Linked DNA regions of Homo sapiens: region 1 is linked to region 2. A link is an interaction called in ENCODE POLR2A ChIA-PET data of the cell type or tissue named here. Cell type or tissue: PC-9. All regions are shown on one strand. Links, peaks and the distances in the headings refer to the core of each region. The heading gives the core; the rest is flanking DNA. Region 1 has its middle 4.2 kb from the start of MGAT4B. Region 2 has its middle 6.8 kb from the start of TBC1D9B.

What was found. ChIA-PET counts read pairs that join two places held together with the same protein. Peaks named below come from ENCODE experiments on the same cell type or tissue, not always from the same donor. Only the 100,000 strongest peaks of a DNase experiment are listed, where the experiment ranks them.
Region 1: POLR2A ChIA-PET joins it to region 2 with 17 read pairs; 13 of 35 experiments call an interaction of 5 or more read pairs at or near these places.

What each region holds. Positions count from the first base shown.
Region 1 is chr5:179,808,397-179,813,764 of GRCh38, reverse strand. It overlaps a transcript of SQSTM1 not described here. Among named protein-coding and RNA genes, the nearest start is that of MGAT4B, 4.2 kb to the right of the region's middle. RefSeq lists an enhancer at 1,562-2,340. In PC-9, for the core only: no CTCF peak of the experiment used is centred there; no DNase peak of the experiment used is centred there; H3K27ac peaks cover 118 bases.
Region 2 is chr5:179,912,055-179,917,422 of GRCh38, reverse strand. It overlaps a transcript of RNF130 not described here. Among named protein-coding and RNA genes, the nearest start is that of TBC1D9B, 6.8 kb to the right of the region's middle. RefSeq lists an enhancer at 1-348. In PC-9, for the core only: no CTCF peak of the experiment used is centred there; a DNase peak (open chromatin) is centred at 3,202; H3K4me3 peaks cover 895 bases; H3K27ac peaks cover 1,766 bases.

The DNA of each region.
Region 1 (5,368 bases), core at 180-5,179, 100 kb after region 2:
ATTTTATTTTGAGAAAAGGTCTCACTCTGTGGCCCAGGCTGAAGTGCAGTGGCAATTAGAGCTCACTGTAACCCAGGAGTCAAGTGATCCTCCCGCCTCACCCCCTGAGCAGCTAGGACTACAGGTACATGCCAACATGCCTGGCTTTTATTATTGTTTTTTTTTTAATTTCTCACAGAGAGGAGGGTCTCGCTGTGTTAACCACGCTGGTCTGAAGCTCCTGGCTTTGTGTGGCAAATGCTCATTTTAAAATACAAATACAACCTCAGCCTCCACTCCTCTTCTTGTTTTAGACTTTATGCACAGCTTCAAAGGTCAAAACCCAAATTCAATTCCCAACACTGTGTACTAGGTCCTGCAAGCTGTGCTCTGCCCTGCCCAGGTCTGCCCCAGGGCCAGCTTTCCTGGTACTCATGAACCACCTCCCGCTACCCAGGCGGCCCCTACAGGCACGGTTAATTTTCCCATTACAAGTTGTCAGAGTCCCATGGACTCTGATAAGGTGGCTGTGGATGGGACTATAGTAAGACAGTGAGGAGGTCAATGTCAGTGCACATGTGTTTGTATCATTAGTGACATGTGTGTTTGGTACATGGTGAATATACAGAACATTTGCTATGAATGAAACACCCAGCTGCCAGGTGAGGTGAGGCTTTAGGGCAGGGCTTCCAAACTTTTACTGTGCCAGGGACACCCTTGGCATCTGCAGAAGATGAAGGACCCCTGGTTAGAAACATGCTTTTTTCTTTTTCTTTTCTTTTTTTTTTGGGGGGGGGGGGACCATGTTTTGAATGCATTACATTACCAAAAAAATTAATATTGAAATGCAAAAGTCAAAATATAAAAACACGGCCATTTGCTCTTTTCCTAGACTAGCTATGGCTGGGCCTGGTCAAGCTTTGGGAGGCTGAGGCTGTGGAGTTCCAACCCTCAACCTTGGAAGAGCTGTCTTGGAGGCAGGCAGGTCCAGAGCCCCACGTGCCATGGGACCTAAACCGAGAGCAAGCCTGGGCCTGGGCACTGGAGAACTTCCCTGTGCTGAGCCGCCACTCCTGCCAATGCCATCAGCTCTACGGGAGCACTGCTGCGAGCTGGCTGCTGCACTGCACCTCTACTGGGCACGGAGCCCTTCCCGGATATGAGAGGGGCCAAAAATGGCCTCGACACTTCCATGTCCAGAAGTCAATGGCTGAAACCATAGACGGGCTCCAGTCACCTCAAGAAGACGCAGATGCTACCGATGGTGAGGTCCAAAGCGGCCTGAAGCAGCCTGGAGATGCCAGCGCCTGCGGAGGTGGAAGTACACACGCCCAGGGCGCCTTCTGCAGTCCAGGCGGCCTCCGGAAGCTGCTGAAAACCTAGGATTCCATCAGGAAGGAACCGCTGAAAACCTAGGATTCCATCAGGAAGGAACCCGAAAAGGAGAGGAACCCCAGCCTTTCTGCAGGCCTGCAGTACGACCCGCTTCAACTGCTGCCCTGGAAGGAGCCCGAGGCACCCAGTGGGGGCCCTCATGCCGTGCCTGCGGACATTTGCACTGGAACTGTGCCCTGCATGCATAACAGCCTTGAGGTCTGTGCGGTGGAGATCATTCCTTAATCTGTTCTTTCTCTCCTGAGCGTCCTAAACATTTTTCATTTAGAAAAACTTTCTTCATGGAGGGGTGGGCGCGGTGGCTCACGCCTGTAATCCCAGCACTTTGGGAGGCCGAGGCGGGCGGATCATGAAGTCAGGAGATCGAGACCATCCTGGCTAACACGGTGAAACCCCGTCTCTACTAAAAATACAAAAAATCAGCCGGGCGTGGTGGCGGGCGCCTGTAGTCCCAGCTACTCAGGAGGCTGAGGCAGGAGAATGGTGTGAACCCGGGAGGTGGAGCTTGCAGTGAGCCGAGATGGCGCCACTGCACTCCAGCCTGGGCGACAGAGAACCGCCGTTCGCCCATCCGTCCAGAAGTAAGGAAAAGGCCACGGAGACCAAGGGGGTGGGGTCACGGTTTCCCCTCCCCTCCCCCTCAGAAGTCCGAAGATAAATAGGCTTAGAAAGAGAGGAAAAAAATTTCTTGGTTTGCATCTCACTCACCCTTTCTCAAGCCCCATGTTGCACGCCAAACTGTTGTAGGACTTTCTCCTTAGTTCAGCTAAAAGCCAGGTTCTTGTGCAGCGGCCATGAGAGATTAATCTCGCAGACACTTTGAAGAGTGAGAAAAATGGAATTTATTGGGCAAGAAGGAAAAAAAGGGAAACAGGGACTCTCAGCAAAGCGAGAGAGAGTCCCGCTAGCTGGTTTCTCGCCTCCCAGATAGAATCCCAAGTTCCACCCCGAACATGAGACCAAGCTCCTCCCCCCTGCATAGCTCCTCCCCCTGCATAGCTCCTCCCCCTGCATGCTCCTCCCCCTGCATAGCTCCTCCCCCTGCATAGCTCCTCCCCCTGCAAAGCTCCTCCCCCCTGCAGAGCTTCTGTGGCTCTACCCAGTTCTTCCAGTGCTTAGGCAGGTGTGGGAGTTTCTCCTGGACCTCTTTTTTTTTTTGAGACGGAGTCTCGCTCTGTCGCCCAGGCTGGAGTGCAGTGGTGCGATCTCGGCTCACTGAAAGCTCCGCCTCACAGGTTGAAGCTATTCTCCTGCCTCAGCCTCCCGAGTAGCTGGGACTACAGGTGCCCGCCACCACTCCCGGCTAATTTTTAGTAGAGACGGGGTTTCACCGTGTTAGCTAAGATGGTCTCGGTCTCCTGACCTCGTGATCCGCCCGTCTCGGCCTCCCAAAGCGGGACCCCTTTAGACTTGGCTGTCTCACTTGGATTACAGGCGTAGGCCACAGTGCCCAACTGAGTCACTTTTTTTTTTTCCTTAAAAAAATTGTTGGCCCGCAGACACATGAAAAAATGCTCAGCATCACTGGCCATCAGAGAAATGCAAATCAAAACCACATTGAGATAGCATCTCACACCAGTTAGAATGCCAATCATTAAAAACCCAGGAAACAACAGGTGCTGGAGAGGATGTGGAGAAATAGGAATGCTTTTACACTGTTGGTGGGACTGTAAACTAGTTCAACCATTGTGGAAGTCAGTGTAGCGATTCCTCAGGGATCTAGAACTAGAAATGCCATTTGACCCAGCAATCCCATTACTGGGTATATACCCAAAGGATTATAAATCATGCTGCTATAAAGACACATGCACACGTATGTTTATTGCGGCACTATTCACAATAGCAAAGACTTGGAACCAACCCAAATGTCCATCAATGATAGACTGGATTAAGAAAATGTGGCACATATACACCATGGAATACTATGCAGCCATAAAAAAGAATGAGTTCATGTCCTTTGTAGGGACACGGATGAAGCTGGAAACCATTCTGAGCAAACTATCACAAGGACAGAAAACCAAACACCGCATGTTCTCACTCATAGGTGGGAATTGAACAATGAGAACACTTGGACACAGGGTGGGGAACGTCACACACTGGGGCCTGTCGTGGGGTGGGGGAAGAGGGGAGGGATAGCATTAGGAGATATATCTAATGTAAATGATGAGTTAATGGGTGCAGCATACCAACCGGGCACATGTATACATATGTAACAAACCTGCAAATTGTGCACATGTACCCTAGAACTTAAAGTAAAATAAAAAATTAAAAAATAAAAATTTAAATTTAAATTAAAAAAAAATTGTTGGCCCGGTGCGTTGGCTCACGCCTGTAATCCCAGCACTCTGAGGGGCCAAAGTGAGCAGATCACCTGAGGTCAGGAGTTGGAGACCAGCCTGGACAACATGGTGAAACCCCATCTCTACTAAAAATACAAAAATTAGGCTGGGCGCCGCCGGTGGCTCACACCTGTAATCCCAGCACTTTGGGAGGCTGAGGCAGGTGGATCACCTGAGGTCAGGAGTTCGAAACCAGCCTGACCAACATGGTGAAACCCCATCTCTACTAAAAATATAAAAATTAGCCGGGTGTGGTAGCACACGCCTGTAATCTCAGCTACTCAGGTGGCTGAGGCAGGAGAATCGCTTGAACCCGGGAAGCGGAGGTTGCAGTGAGCCCAGATCACTCAACTGCACTCCAGCCTGGGCCAGGGAGCAAGACTCCGTTTCAAAAAAAAAAAAAAAAAAAAAAAAGGGCCAGGCGCAGTGGCTCATGCCTGTAATCCCAGCACTTTGGGAGGCTGAAGCAGGTGGATCACGAGGTCAGGAGTTTGAGACCAGCCTGACCAACATGGTGACACCCTATCTCTACTAAAAATACAAAAAAATTAGCCGGGCTTGGTGCCGTGCACCTGTAATCCCAGCTACTCAGGAGGATGAGGCAGCAGAATTGCTTGTATCCAGGAGGTGGAAGTTGCAGTAAGCCGAGATTCTGCCATCGCACTCCAGCCTGGGCGACATAGCGAGACTCTGTCTCAAAAAAAAAAAAAAAAAAAAAAAAAAAAATTAGCCAGGCGTGGTGGCGGGCGCCTATAATCCCAGCTACTCGGGAGGCTGAGGCAGGAGAATCGCTTGAACCTGGGAGGCTGAGGTTGCAGTGAGCCGAGATGGTGCCACTGCACTCCAACCTGGGCGACAGACCGAGACTCCGTCTTAAAAAAAAAAAAAAAAAAAAAGGCCGGGGTGGTGACTCACGCCTGTAATCCCAGCATTTTGGGAGGCCGAGGCAGGTAGATCACGAGGTCAGGAGATCGAGACCATCCTGGCTAACACGGTGAAACCCCGTCTCTAATAAAAATACAAAAAATCAGCCGAGCGTGGTGGTGGGTGCCTGTAGTCCCAGCTACTCGGGAGGCTGAGGCAGGAGAATGGGGTGAAGGTGGGAGGCGGAGCTTGCAGTGAGCCCAGATAGTGCCACTGCACTCCAGCCTGGGCGACAGAGCAAGACTCCGTCTCAAAAAAAAAAATAAGATAAACTAAAAATAAATAAATAAATAAATAAAATTACAAAAAAATCCAAAAAAATTTGTTTTAAAATTTTTAATGAGATGAGGTGTCACTATGTTGCCCAGGCTGGTCTTGAACTGATGAGCTCAAATGATCCTCCTGCCTTAGCCTCTCAGAGTGCTGGGATTACAGGCATGAGCCACCACACCCGGCTAATTTTTTGTATTTTTTAGTAGAGACGGGGTTTCACCGTGTTAGCCAGGATGGTCTCGATCTCCTGACCTCGTGATTCGCCTGCCTCGGCCTCACAAAGTGCTGGGATTACAGGCATGAGCCACCGCGCCCGGCCTCTGGGTGACTAAGTTTTAACATTAAGTAACTCATTAACAATTTCTAAGGCCCTTTATGTCACAACCTAAGTGAAAAGCCATTATCCTTTGCCACAAATAGAAGACACCTGTGAAAACACGACAGTTTCCTCTAGAAGG
Region 2 (5,368 bases), core at 193-5,192:
GGAACTGTTTGAAGTAAGGAAGAGGCTGAGGAGTCAGCTATTTACACCACACATCCACCCCCCTGCCTCCAGTGGACTGCTGTGAGCTGGGCCTGTGCCCGGGTGAGGAGACCATGGGCCTGTGTGGCAGGATCAGCAAGTCTAGGGCCAGGGCAGCCATCAGCATCCTCTGGGAGTTGGTTGTGACTATTGAAATGCAAATGCTTCCGCTTTGGTGATTTTTTTTTTTTTTGAGACGGAGTCTTGCTCTGTCACCCAGGCTGGAGTGCAGTGGCGCGATCTTGGCTCACTGCAACTTCCGCCTCCCGGGTTCACACCATCCTCCTGCCTCAGCCTCCCGAGCAGCTGGGACTACAGGCACCTGCCACGACGCCCAGCTAATTTTTTGTATTTTTAGTAGAGATGGGGTTTTACTGTGTTAGCCAGGCTGGTCTCGATCTCCTGACCTCGTGATCCGCCTGCCTTGGCCTCCCAAAGTGCTGGGATTACAGGCATGAGCCACCACGCCTGGCCAAGCTTTGGTGACTTTTAACATCCTAAGGGAGGAGTAACCCCTCTTTCCTGTTAATCCAGAGGGAGGGGAGGGAAGGCCAGATAGCCAGGGCTTCCAGCGCAGGAGGCAGAGCTTGGCAGCCACTGATGGTGGTAAGCATGTCTGCCCAGGGCTGCCTGCCTCTGCCCTCCTCTTGGGAAGACAAGCTCTGCCCCCAGCTAAAAACTCCTCACAACCCTGATGAGCCTTGCTTTTGCAGAGAGGCCCCAGCTCCCCTGGTGGTCCTCAGGCCTGGCTGCGAGGCACATTCACGAGGCACTGCCTTGAGCACTGAGGTCTGGCACCTGCCGGCTTCCCTGATGCGGCAACAGCCCCAGCTGCCAGTGAGTCTGATGATATTTGGAAAAGTATTTTTAAAAACGAGATTACTGAATTTTACAAGCTTGACATTTTCTATTGGCTTTATAAGCTCTTCTCATGTTTTTATTACCCTCACATCCAATCCGTTCGAGCTACACGCTAAATCAAATTGGTATTTTATATTTTTATTTTTTTAGAGGCAGGATCTCGCTCTGTCACCCAGGCAGGAGTGCAGTGGCACAGTCATGGCTCGCTGCAGCCTTGACCTCGCCTCAGCCTCCCCAGTAGCTGGGACCACAGGCTCATGCCACGCACGCCCGGCTGAAGCTAGTTTTAACTGAAGAAAACTCAAAGTGTTCTCTCGCCGTTAACCTTTATTATTGAGGCATTGGCTCTGCTATAGGAAAACGAGGTGACGTTAATGTCGGTGGTTGACATTAACCACTGGCAAGTGACAGTGTGGCTCCTTGACAAGTGGTTGCTGCTCATAAATGTCATGAAACAAAAACACTGATTTTAGAGAAGTGGGATTCTACAGTTAATATCGCCAGCAAACTTTTATTAAGCTCTCACTCTGTGCCAAACACATGCTTGAAGTTGGGGTGAATCTGTGACCATTAAGATGTTGGCTGTTCATGGGCACGTTATCAAGCAACTGGGGTGTGAGAGCGAATGATAAGAGGGTGAATCTGGATGAGGAGGGACTTCCAGGGCACAGGTGGAGGAGAGGCATTGCAGCCATAGAGAGGCCCAAGGGAACAGTCAAGACAAGGCGGGGACAGTGGCCAGGAGGCGAGGGCAGCACTTCCTGGGCAGGGAAGGCTTGCCAGGGAGACCAGACTCCTGTCTCTGTTTGGAAAGAAAAGGAACCGCACTGGGGGTCAGGGAGGCTAGGCACGGCACCAGCCTGGGATGCCAGTCCCGCCTGAGGGGCCAAGGCAAAGGGGAAGCATTCACAGACCCCACACCAGGCTCTGACGCCAAGTGGAAGAAGAGGGAGATAGAAGCAGAAGCCTGGGCTTCCAGGCCTGGTTCCTGGGCGGGTGTTGATGGGACCCAGGGAGAGTCCTGTGGGGATACTTTGGGTCTGGGCTGGCAGGGGCTCTGGAAGGAGAGGCATGGAGGTGCGAACCTGGTGCCCAGGTGGAGGTGCAGTGGGGGTAAGGTGGCCAGGCTGCAGACCCCTGCATCAGAATGCCTGCGAAGCTGTGGGTTTTTTGTTTGTTTGTTTGTTTTATTTCGAGACAGGGTGTCACTCTGTCGCCCAGACTGGAGTGCAGTAGCGCCGTCTCGGCTCACTGCAAGCTCCGCCTCCCAGGATCAAGTGATTCTCCTGCCTCAGCCTCCCGAGTAGCTGGATTTACAGATGCATGCCACCACGCCCAGCTAATTTTTTGTATTTTTAGTAGAAACGAGGTTTCACCACGTTGGCCAGGCTGGTCTCAAACTCCTGACCTCAAATGATCCACCTGCCTCGTCCTCCCAAGTGCTGGAATTACAGGTGTGAGCCGCACCAGCCTGTTTTTTAATTTTATTTAGAGACAGGGTCTCACTCTGTTGCCCAGACTGGAGTGCAGTGGTGTAATCTTGGCTCACTGCAGCCTCAACTTCCAGCGCTAAAGCAATCCTCCCACCTCTGCCTCCCGAGTAACTGGGACTACACACGCATGCCACTACACCCAGGTAATTTTTAAAAATTTTTTTTAGAGACAGAGCTTCTCCATGTTGCCCAGGCTAGCCTCAAACTCCTGGGCTCCAGTGACCCTCCCGCCTTAGTGTCTCAAAGTGCTGGGATTACAGGTATGAGCCACCACGCCCGGTCAGAAGCTGTGTTTTTAAGTGGACATACCATCTTGTCCTGCTGAAGTATCTCCATGTAATCACAATATCTATGTCACCCAAATCTCCTCCTTCCTCCTCCCTCCCCCAAAACACCCCCACAGGCATGCATACCCTCCCATGCGCTGGAGGCAGAATCTCCCAAGGGGAGCTGGCCAGGAGAGGTGTCCCTGAGTTCAGATGGAGGTGGAAGCCAGAGTGGGGCTGGGACCACCCAGTGACATGAGGATGGGGCTTGGGATAAAGCCCTGGGGACACTGACATTTAAAGTGTGGACAGAAGGAGCTACTGAAGGCAATGGATTTAGAAAAGCAATTGAGTATGATTTCCTTCTTCAAGAAAGGCTGTCCAACTAGCTCTCACTTCCTCTCGTGTGTTCAGTGTCACCCGGAAGCAGAGTTTAATGTGACTAAAGTCAACATTGGCTCACACTGTCAGGGAGTGTGGGAAGATGAGTAAGGACTCATCGCAGGGCGATACCCACAGCTTAAAATAGGCACCTTCCCCTCCCAGGTCTGGTTAGGGCAGTTGTTACATATGAGGGGCGTGGAGTTTTGTCTTGTATTTTGGCCTTGTTGGTAAAGCATTCCAAAGCTTCGACACACCCTCCTTTCAGCCCATTAGGAAAGGCTGTTGATTGTAATATTCACACAGCTCCCTGGGCTATGGTTAAGAGCCTTGCAGAAGGACTGGGAGAAGCCCTGTGTGTTTGAAGTATTGTAGCATCAGAAAAAAACACCGGAAGAAGGCAGGTGGGGACAAGGTGCCTATGTCTGCTCCTTGGAATTCCTTTCCTTACTGTCCGAGGCAACTACAGGGAAAGCAAAGCGTGAGCCCCCAAATCCACACCTGGGAGGAACGTTCCCCTTTGCAAGGCATGGGACTGGCTGGCCCTGTGTCTCACGGGGGCTCTGAGTTTTGAGGTCACACTAGCCTCCTGAGGCCTGGCTGAGAGGGCTGGGTTGGGGGTCAGGAGGCCCCCTGTAGCCACGAAGCTCCTCTGGGGCATTGTTAAAGGTTCACCCTCTTTTTTGTGGGTATCCTGGAAGATCTCAAGAAACTGAGCTTGGAAGAAGAGAGGCTGAGAGGGTCTCCCGCCGCCTGCGTTCTCTGCAGCTATGGCCCCACAGCCTCCAGTGACCATGGAGGGGAAGGTGCCACCCGCCTTGGCTGCTGAAAGGGTGATGCTCTTATGCCTGAGTCTTGGCTCCTGTGGTCCTGCAGAGACCCTGTGGGGGCCGCCCGGTCGTCACCTGCACTCATCTTGGGTTTTCCTTCCTTTTCCACCCTAAGCTGAAGGTATTTTTTTCCTGTTTTCTTCACTCTAACTTGGGGAAGAAGGAAGATCCTTTATGGAAAAGAAAAAAAAAAAAGCACCTTTGAACGTCCTGCAACTTGAGTTTCAAGCTTTCAGAAGGATTCGGTGCTGCTGGCCTGCTCAGACCTCCGCCTGGGCTGTGGAGTTCCTCCTGTTGGCCCCTCCTCTCTGTACCACAAAAGCTCTAGGCGGCCCAGCCACCCCTGTGAAAGCGGCGCCCGTAGCCAGACGCCAAGGCTGCCGTCCCGAGCCGAGGGTGGCACCTTGCCCAGCGCACGTGCATTCTCCTGTGGGAACTCGGAGGGCATGTGGTGAGCAGTCTCCTGTCAGTTGAGGTGGAGGCTCCCGGCCCATCTTTGCTCTCCTCAGGCTGCCCAGCTCCTGGCGGCACATGGTGGCCTGGCAAAGCTGACTTGGCCTCCTCAGTTCCCCACCCATCCGCGGATCATCGCCTTCCCTAGCCACCTCTCTCTATAGCCACCGACATCTGCGGAGCGTCACAGACTGGTTCTGAGCTGTGGTTTACAAATTCAACCCAACACAGAGTGAATTCAAATTTGCTTTTGGAACAGCCTTTATCTCCAATTAAGTGCAAGTATATTTACACTATGTGATATTAAAGGACTTCTCCAATGACTGGGAGGTACTGAACCAAGATGTTTGTAAAGAAACGGTGGGGTGAGGTGGTTAGGTAGAATATACCGTCCTGGCCATTTCTCTTCCTTCAGGCGAGTAAGCGCTCCTTCAGCAGAAAGGCTGCGGATTGCTGGCTGTGCTCTGTGGACTGGGCCAGTAGGTGTGGCCCAGGTCCAGGTCCTGGCACCTCTGCTGAGTGCCCAGCCTGAGATGACACATGCCATCCTGGAGAGAAGCAGAGAGGGTGCTGTCTCCAGGCGTTCTCCAGACAGCCTGGGCCTGGCTTGCTGAGCCAGCTGCAGGAGGGGATCTCCTGACTGGGGCTTGGGACCAGATCTGCTGCAGAGAGGCAATAACTCTGTCTAAAAAGAAAACTTGTCCCGTGTGATTACAAAAACAGGAAAAGGCTCCAAGCTAGGAAATGAGATTTGAGGTATGGAGAACATTCTCACCTGATGGAAGCATCCTGTTCCTGTACAGGAGGAGGAGCTGGTGCAAGCCCTAGGCCACATATGTCACAGTTGTTTTGGACCCTCCGTAGCTTTTATACTCATAAAATATTAAAGTTGCCCCTTTCATATTTGGGTCATTGAAAGAGCCCACCGTACTCTAGGTTCCTGCTCACTATGCACAACATCTCAGAAGATGGCGTACAAAACTATTTTTCTAACTATAGCACAGGTAATGTGGGGGTGGGGAGGCTTGGGATATACCTAAATGTG